Linked DNA regions of Homo sapiens: region 1 is linked to region 2. Evidence: chromatin loops called from intact Hi-C (ENCODE). Cell type or tissue: endothelial cell of umbilical vein. All regions are shown on one strand.

Region 1 (5,000 bases), 130 kb after region 2:
GAGTTTTAGTACATCATTTAACTTCTTTGAACCCTCAGTTTTCTATTTATAAAGTAGGAGTGGTGTAATTACTGGACTCAAAAAATACTGAGCACCCGACTCTCACTGGCATTTTTACGTGTACTGTTTCATCTTGTCTTCATAATAGTCCCATGGGGTTAGAAATACTCACTTTTATTATGGAGAAACTGACTCGGAGAGGAAATGTGACTTGCTAAAATTCACATGATCAATACACAGAAGAGTCTAAGGGTCAAATCCAGACCGCCTGACTACTATTTCCTTTGTACTAAGTCTCCTACCTTAGCAGGCTACTGTGAGAACCTCAAAAAGAAATGTAATTAAAAGCAAGTTTTCAATTATGAAGCTATACTGTTTTAATACTGCTAAGCAATTTGTTACATTAGAGAAGCAGAACTAGAACCTAACCTAGGATTTTAAGGGTGATAAACATTACTTTTCTCTTAAGATTAGTAGTATTTCCTATACTTCAAAAATTCTCAATTTAAAATGAGAGAAAAAGAAAATAATTGGAAAATGGGCAAGGAAGCTGAAGAGGTATTTCTCTAAAGATACATGAATGGCCAATATGCACATGAAAAGATGCTCATCATTAGCCATCAGAGGAATGGAAATTAGAACCACAATGGGGTAGCACTTTACAATTCATACATGAGGATGACTAGAATAAAAAAGACAAACAGCAGCAAGTGTTGGCAAGGATGTGGAGAAACTGAAACTCCTATAGACTGCTGATATGCAGTCCCTGTGGAAAAGAGTCTGGCACTTGCTCAGAAGGTTAAACAGTCACTGTATGACCCAGCAATTTCACTCCTAGGTATATACCCATAAGAACTGAAAATACGTAAAACTTGTACACAAATTGTTCATAGCAGCATCATTCATAATAGCCCAAAAGTGTAAACAATGCAAATATCCATCAGCTGATAAACGGGTAAACAAAATGTGATATATTTCACACAATGGAATGGCCATAAAAAGAAATGTAGTACTGACACATTCTACAACACGGATGAACCTTGAAAATACGCTAAGTGAAAGAAGTCACAAAAGACCACATATTATATAATCTCATTTATATGAAATGTCCACATTTCTTATGGCACATCCATAAGAGGCAGAAAGTAGAGGAGTGGCCACCCAGGGCTGGAGCGATGGTGGTGGTGGTTTCATTTCAGGATTTCTTTTGTGATTAATGAAAATGTTCTCAAATTGATTGTGGTAATGGCTTGCCCAACTCTGTGGATATACTAAAACCATTAAACGGTATACTTTAAATGGGAGAGTTTATGGCATGTGAATATCTCAATGAAGCCCCCTTTGGTTTTTAATCCTCTAAGTTCACCATAAACTGCATCTGCAATACTAGGCACTTATTAAAGTTTACTTTAAGCCAAATGGATTTTTCTTATCACTGCCTAATAGTTGTTAGGATTCTAAAAATTCTGTAGCATTTGCATTGTAATTTGTTAATATCCTTCAAAGAGATGACTTTAAATTACTTTTAAATTATGTACTTAAATGTGGAATACTAATAGATATAATGCTAAGACTTTCAGTAAAGGGATGTCTGAAAATCCATATATGGCATCATCATCTATCCACTTTATAAAAAAACCTAAGTATTGTTCTTATTTTCTCCTGTCTTCATTCCTTGTATCCATTTCATGAGCAGGAAGCCCTGTTTATAAACTTCATAAGGATAGGATTTCCTGTTTGTTCACTATGGTATCCCCAGTGCACAGAATACTACTTGTCATACAGAAGATGCTCAATTAATATTTGTTGAATAAATAAATGAATGCATGCTCTATTTGGAATTAACACCTTTAAAAGAAAAATTTTAAATTTCACTTGATAATTTCTTAATATTTGTAATTCTTTAAAAAAATGTAGATGATAGCACTTTTATTTGCCATTCCAATTGCAGAAACATATGAAGGCTAAATTCTCAAGGGACACAGGTATGCTATGCTGCCAAAATATGTAGAACATAACTTTATTCAAGTTTGCTCTTGTTACTTGATCCATGAATATTTAAAAGATACTTTATTTTATAAAAACTTAATCTGTAAGTAATGGATTGATCATAACAGAGGGCTTAACCTGGAATACATGGATAGGCTTAGAGGCCCATGAGCCCCTAAAATTGTATGCAAAGTCTAACATGTATTTAACATGTTGCATGTGTATCTTTTTGGTGAGAGTTCATAGTTTACCAAAGAAGTCTATGACCCAAGAAAGGTTAAAAAATTACTTAACTAGAAACAGTCACAAAGTTTTTTAAACATGAATTTGTACAATAAAATAATATCCAACAGCTCCATCTATGGGTAAATCATTATCACCTAGCAGAACTAGTGACAACCACCAGAGATCAGCGCATCTTATGAATGCTTGTGTTTAAATCTTCAGTGTCACTCTAGTGGGAATTTATTAACTATAGTATCACAGCTTTTTCCCCCCAGATGTAGATGCAAAAATTAGGAGACCGTTGATGAATTCTACTTACAGTACTTCAGCACCAAAAAAACTGGGCAGTTATGCTGATAAATGTATGTACAGTTCAACATTTGTCAGTCTTAAAATGCTTATTTATAGTGAAATCTATATAAAACCGTTAAAAACTTTTCTATTTACATTTTTAAAAATGAAAAGTATAGTTTCCTTTGCCACAACTTGTCAAAACTCTTACCCTCCCACCCCCTTACCCCTTTCACTCTACTTGTGACAGACAGTGATCACAAGACCAAAACATATTGCTTAAACAAACTGTGTCCTAAAAAGATAGAAGGCTTAAAAACATTACATTTAGAACTGTAAATGAACTTTTTATACATTTCAAAGGGGCTTAAACAAAAGTATGTAAAAGTTATTTTCAAAGTCTCAGTCCAATGTGAATGTGCAATTTCAACGTTAAGAAAGCATCATATGAATGAATAATTTGTTTTCTTAACATGACCAAACATTTCCTTTAGGTCTGAAAACGTTTCTTTTCCTCTGCTTCGCAATGAAACATTTTTTAGTAAGTTTTCTTAAAGGAAGAGGGAAAGTGGGGAGACGACGACAGTGGAAAGCGTAGGCAATCCTGGTTTACAAGAAATTTGTCAGAAGGAGTACGGCCTGCTTTGAAATGTTTACACTTAAATAAATAGAAGGCAAGTGTGCTGCTTAGAGCACAAAGGAACAATACAATAAATTAGCACACAACTGATAAGAATGCACAAGCCACCCAAAAAGTACCTCCCACTGGTTAGGGATCTGATTTCTACCATCCAACAAGGATTCTTTAATGCCAGTATTATTCTAGGTGTTTATAAACTAATTATGAACTGAGAAAATGTAAAATTTTAACCAATTCAACACTTCCAGGGATTTGCAAAAACATACAAGTTTTTAAAAAACTTTTCCTGACACATCATTTCAAAATACAACTATTCACATTCTCCTTTTAGATGGTATTTTGCTCAGTAGAAACCAGTTGAGAAACATTCACAGGAAGTCTCTTTCCACTGCAAGACAAAACTGTTTCACCGGCCATGATCCAACAGAGAAAGAAGACCAGGTCTTAAGTCACTGTAAATGTGCAGCTTTTTTTTTCTTTTTCATTTTTTTTTAAAAAAGTACATTCCCCTGTGAGTTTTATCTTGTTTTAAAAAGCTGCTCCTGCAGCAACATCTTGTTGAAACACTGCTGTTTTAGGGTCCACAGCCTAAGTACGGGCAAAGTGCTCTTTTTAGTCATCAAAATACAAGGGTTTCCCTGGACACTTGGTAACCAAGCAGGTTTTAAAGTGCACTATTGTGTCCAAACACTAGGACCGTTCAGCAGAGCTCTGAGAAGGGCTGGGTTCAGTTCCATCCTCCGTGCTACTGTCTATGTCCTGCTCCATTGCTGTCTCCTCATCATCCAGCTGTTGACTAGTGAAGTTGTTTAGCTCAAGAAGCCCACTGGGCTCCACCACCACATTGGAGCTGGAGTGACAAGGAATAGCATACTGAGGAATAGCCTGGAAGAGAAGACACAGGAGAATCTTTATGGTAAGAAAAGGTAGCAGAATAACTTCCCCAACAATATCAAGAAAAAAAAAAAAAAGAAAACTGACATTTTTTGGACAACTGGACAACTACTACATGCCAGGCACTGTGCAAGGTGCTTTCACACATCACATTCTACTAAATCCCATCATATTCTGCTAAATCCCTGTGACAACACTATAAGAAAATTATTATTCCCATTTACAAATGAGGAAACTGAGAGGGTAGATGACTTAACCAAAGTCACACAGTTGGTCAGGGTTAATGCCAAGATTCAAATCCAAATCTTGTACAACTGAAAGCAATCTTTCCACTCCTTTATGGTGCCTCTTCTAACAAAGGAGGCTCAAATCTATTGCCTAATTCAAGAGAAGAACTTTGAATAAAGCTTTCATTTATTATTAAGCAAATGTAAATGTAAATGTAGCCTAATTTTGCCCTTTATTATCTGCAAGACGAGTACCAGTAGAAGAACACTTGCTGTAGACCTCTGTGTAAGTAAATATCATAGGTACACTGCCTTGTCAGATTCTTTTTCCTCTTTATTAGACATCCTTTAAAAAGGTTTATCAGTTCATGTCATACTCTTGTTTAAAACCCCAACATTGTTTCCTATTGTACTCACTATACAACCAAACACCCTACCATGGCTACCAGCCTCATGCCAAACTCACTTGTACATTAGTGCTTTTGTACTAGTCCTTCCTCTCTTCCTGGAATATTCTTCCTCCAAATCATGGCATGGTTGGCTCTGTCCTGTCATCTGCAACTTGGTTCAAATGCTTGGAAAAGCTTTCCTTCCATGACCACCAACCCAAAAGTAGTGGGTTCATCCCACCCCCATCTCTATTACATTCTGTTACATTTTTGTTCATTGCATTTATCATCTGTTAAATTGTTTCTTACTCTTAAAATGTAAGCTCCAAGAGAACGTGGACAGAG
Region 2 (5,000 bases):
CATGGTTGCGGAGGCCTCAGGAAACTTACAATCATGGCAGAAGGCAAAGGGAAGCAAGGCAACTCTTATATGGTGTTGAGAGAGAGAGAGAGAGAGAGAGAGAGAAGGGGGAAGCGCCCGACACTTACAAAACAACCAGATCTCATGAGAACTCACTCACTACCATGAGACCAGCCTGGGGAAACCACCCCCATGATCCAATCACCTCCCACCAGATCCCTCCCTTGACACGTCATTCAGATTACAATTCGAGATGAGATTTGGGTGGGGACACAGCCAAACCATATTTCCCCCCCACAACACACACCAGGGTTCTCACCTCTCTCTAACCTTCCTCCATCAGCTAGGGACAAAGGAAGAAGGCCCATGCCCACCTGGATCCTGCATCATGCCCCAGTCCGGGGCTGGCCGTTTCCTCCTGGGAGGCTTTATGTCTCATTTATTTCCCCACTTACCTGCTACCTGCTGTGGGCCAGGTGTGTGCCAGGAGCTTCATGCATATTGTCTCAACCATGCCCACTCTCTAAAATGAGAGTTATTTGCTCACTTTACAGATGAGGAACTGGAGGCTTGGAGGATGAAGTGCCTTGTATGTGTCAGCCCATCTGTCTCCTGATCTGAGGTGGTGATGCAGGGCTACAAAAGCCCAGAAAAACAGCAATGGTCCCTGGAGGGTTCCCAGGGGAGGCAGCCTCAGTGAGCACACAACTTCCTCTTCTGCAGAACAGGGGTGAGGACAGCACCTTCCAGGTGAGTCTGAGGAAGCCCTCAGGAGGAGCCAGCACGGCATTCGCATGGGCTTCCATGCACATGCTCAGATGGGACCCCAGAGATGGAGCCCCAAGTCATGGCTTTCATGATGAGTCAATGCCAGCTGGTGCCAATGAAGGCCCCCTGCCTTCCCCCCAGCAGCCTGTGACCATTCACCTGTCCCTTGGAGTACATTCCCAGCAAGGGGACATTCTGGCATTTCTAGAGGTTGGGTTCTCACTATGGCAGATGGAGCTATGGGCTTCCAGAAGGTCCTTGCAGGGCTGGGTGATCTGGAATTGCTTGGTCCCTGGTTCTGCAGGTGGGCACACTTTGAGATGGACTCCTTAGAAAAGCCCAAATACTTTAGCCTGGCATTCAAGGCCCTACACATGCTGGCCCCACCTCATCTGCCCCCTACACAACCAACTGTTTGGCTATGACACACTCCTTACACTTCTGCAAACCCCTCATGATGCGGCATCTTTGCTCTTGTTATTTTCTCTACCTAGATGACTTGTCCCTTTTTCAACACCTGGTGAATGCCTCTACATCCTTCAAAGTCCACCTAAAATGCCACCTTCTCCTGAAACCCTTTCCCAGTCCTCCTCGGTATGGAATTAGTAGCTGCCATGCCTGATCCTCACTTGACAGGAGGGACCTTATCTAGTTCCTTCCTTTAGTCCAATGCCCAGGAAGAGGCATGTACGAGAAAGCTGAATTGATGAATGAACAAATTAAGGAACTAACTAGCCCAAAGGCATCGAATAAATAATCTCCCCTCCCGCAATGCCAGCTCCTGAGGTCGCCTTTTGGTTTCTCCTCTGCTGTTCTCTGCATCTGAGCTTGGTTGATCTGATGCTTAGCTGGGATCCCGGCACACCAGGCACAGGCAGCATGTCAGCTCATGGCTCCCCTCGCAGCCCTGCCTCTGCTCACCACTGCCCTTATGCTGCAGTGGATGCCCTCACCTCCAACCCCTGCACCGGCCTGGAGGCTCTTTCCCAGCTCCCTGTTTCCCACTCCTTCTGGCTAACTCCTTCCTCTCCAAATCTCTGTTCCTCTGCCACTGCCTCCAGGAATCCTTCCCTGACACACTCCCTTTCATCCCAACGTGCTGTGGGAGGGGGACCTCCTCTGGCCCCTCAGCCCTGGGCCACCCTGTCCATCACTGACTACACTCTAGGTATGGTCTTGTGTCAGCCTCTCCCTGCAGAAGGGGGCTTCTGGAGGGCAAAGGTGGATCTGAACCCTGTTTGTGTGACCCCAGGGTCTGGCCAGTAAAGTTCAGTGGGGAAGAAATATGACAGATCAGGGGAGGTGAAGGAGGCTACTGTGGTGGCAGGTGAGCCTCCCTTTAAGGAAATCCACGTGCATGACAATCAAGATTTGCTCAAAAGACAGAGTGGAGTCTACACTCTCATAGAATGGGAGGTGAAGTGACACAGAGAAGGAGGGAAAGGCCACACATGTACTGAGCACCTGCTGTGTGCACCGTCTCAGGACCCTGCATCTTCATTGAGTGGTGAGGACACGAGGCTCTGAGAGGAGACTGACAAACCAAATGGGCTGCTGCGTTCCCCGGGGCTGTGGGACACCCAAGCCCGGCTCCTTCTCAAGGGCTGGCCATGCCACCTCCCATGTAGGCTCTGACCTGGCCTTCCCTGCACAAGTCCCTCTTGCTGGAGGCCCCAGTCTCTCCATCAGGACCAGCGCAGGTTTCCGCGGCCTGAGAGACTCTTTGAGCAATCCACTAGGGGGCAGGCAAGTTGTTCCAGAGTGAACCAGGAGCCCCTCTGGCAACCCAGGAGACTCGTGGGCCCCTCCCCAGCCCGCAGGCTCCCGGGGCTCCGCTGCCCAGCAGGGAGAGGGAGGAGGGGGATACATGGAGTGATGGGGCACCCCACGGAGGAGTCCCACGTGGGAAACTTCCCTGAATGACTGAAGCACAAAGAGAGTTCTTCAACAACTCTCCATTTCTCACTGGCGCACTGGGGAGCTGGATGTGGTTTTTGGCTCTGTCAAGTGCAGAGTGTGGGCTCCAGGATATGGAACCTGGCCCCTGTGCATCGTGAAACAGCAGATCTCAGGGTCCTGTCCCCACCGGAAAGGCCTGGCCCAAGTTGGCGTGTGTCCAGGATGTGTCCAGCCTCCAGACACTAACATTTTCTATGACATAACGCATAGGCGATCATCGTATACCATTCTTGCCTGGATGCTGGCTCCTGTGGCCTATCACACTCTCTCCTGGGAGGCAGTTGTGACTGCCCCATCTACAGACAGGAGAAGCATCTCTGATCTGTGGACATTTCCCCGTGAGCCACAAATTACCCTGACTGCTCTGCCTGGTCTCCTGGTGCAGAAATGGGTGATGGCCCTCTCTTCCCTGTCCTTCTCATGACAGCTCTCCACCACCTCCACAATCAGTCATCAAGTCCTGTGCGGCCTGCCACGATGGTCTCCGACTTCGGTCCACAACAAGGGCACCAGGCTTCATGCTGCTCTCTTGCCTCTATTCCCACCCCTAATCTACCTGCAACGCAGACCTTGCGACGTCACTTTTCGACTTAGCAAGTGTGCACTACTGATGACCAAGGGCCTTTGCTGAGGAGCTCCTGCCAGCTGGCCCTGCCAGCTCTCTCCCCTGGCTGCCCAGCCCCTTTCTATCCCTATGCCCTGGCCCGTCTTGTCCTTCCAAATCCCTCTGACCCCCAGTTTCAACCTAGAGAGTTTTTATTCTAAAAAGTATTCCTTTTAGTAGTTATATTTACCCATTAAGGCCTGGAGCCAGTGGCCTGGAGATAACCTTCCCCATCACTATTGTGTCCGGGTACAAAATCCTTCCAGCTTGAGGAACATCACAATATCGTCTCAGCATATTTTCAGAATTGTTATTACAGACATGGGCTGGTGGGAGCTGGCCATGAGGGCAGTCTCTGTTCTTCCCATGTGTTCACCTTGAGCCCACACTCTTCACTTTGACAGAAACTAAAACCACATCCAACTCCCCAGTGCAACTATGAGAAATGGAGAGTTGGTGAAGAATTCCTGGGAGCCAGAGAAGACAACGCATCATGGCTCACCACGCAGCCAAACTTCATGAACTTTTTAAAGCCTCAGTTCTCCTTCCCGGAGTCCCTTCCCTGGCAGCTGCTTCACCTTTCTCCATCCTTTTCCCATCACCCCTCATCCCCAAATCTCCGTGTTGTCCCCAGCCCACCAGCACCCAGCCTCAGCTTCCTTATTCATTGGTGGTTACCCAAAGAACAACTACAAGACTGGTCCAAGGTCCAGGAACCCTTTAAAGGGGTGGCTCAGGTCTCCCCAGGCACTGACTCCAAGGCTTCCCCTGTGGGCAGCCCATGGGAGGGTCTTTATTTCACTAGAAAGAAGGAACTAATGTGGATGGAATATCTGCAATGTACCTCTCACTTCCATCATGCAAGGCAAAGATTATTCTCTATTTTCGATGCAGCTACTGAGACTCAGTCCAAGGTCACCCAGCAAGCCAGTGGCAGAACTGGACCTCAACTCCAAAGCCCCCACCACCTGCACCACCCTGGTGGCCTTATGGGCCCCAGCCAAATACTATATGGAAAAAGGTGACTCAGACAAGGTCACCAGCTGCAAGGTAGGGCCCAGCGAATGGAGCTGGAGTAGGGTGCAGAGGACGGGGCAGGTGAGGCCAGGTGAAGCCAAGGCCAGCAGCCAGGTCTCTGGATGTGGATGGAAGAGTTGAGGGGGCAGATGCCAGAGTGTGCTATGGGCCCAGGTCAAGGTCAGAACTTGCAGGGTAGGTGGGACACGGAAGAATGAAAAGGCGGAGAAACTAATGAACTCTGGCCACCCGCCTGGGGAAGCCCACTGGAGGGCTGTTTCTTCCCACAGCCACCATGCCCTCTCACTTGGCCTCTTGGACTTATGTAGCAGGGAAATGAAGAGCTTTTTGAACTGGAGGCTCGGCTTTTTTTTTCCTTTTAATGGCATGGAAACCCCACAAGGTAGTTTCTGCAGCCCTCACCTCTGGTAACTCTAAATCAGGTGAAAGAGGGAGAGATAGATGGGAAGGAAGAGAGAGAGGGGGAGGGAGAGGCAGGAGAAAGAGAGAGGGAGAGGGACTTTGATAGAGCTAACTGGGCACAGCTAGGGAGAGCAAGAAAGGGGAGAGGAGATGGTGGAGGATGTATGTGGGTTCGTGATATAGAACCTGGCCCCAATGTGTGGTGAAAGAGACAGGAAAACGGGAAGTG

What was found. Hi-C counts contacts between places; a loop is a spot of excess contacts. Peaks named below come from ENCODE experiments on the same cell type or tissue, not always from the same donor. Only the 100,000 strongest peaks of a DNase experiment are listed, where the experiment ranks them.
Region 1: it touches region 2 in a loop (14-fold over the local background); 66 of 110 quality-filtered maps call a loop at or near these places.

The regions. Positions count from the first base shown.
Region 1 is chr11:76,548,982-76,553,981 of GRCh38, reverse strand. It overlaps EMSY (EMSY transcriptional repressor, BRCA2 interacting), which reads right to left. Exons shown (of 22, transcript NM_001300942.2): 22 at 951-4,030. The coding sequence ends at 3,836. Among named protein-coding and RNA genes, the nearest start is that of LINC02757, 79 kb to the left of the region's middle. RefSeq lists an enhancer at 334-884. In endothelial cell of umbilical vein, a CTCF peak has its summit at 2,393; DNase peaks (open chromatin) are centred at 2,351 and 3,001; H3K27ac peaks cover 819 bases.
Region 2 is chr11:76,678,524-76,683,523 of GRCh38, reverse strand. It overlaps the pseudogene GUCY2EP. Among named protein-coding and RNA genes, the nearest start is that of LRRC32, 10 kb to the right of the region's middle. In endothelial cell of umbilical vein, a CTCF peak has its summit at 2,487 (motif pointing right); a DNase peak (open chromatin) is centred at 2,513.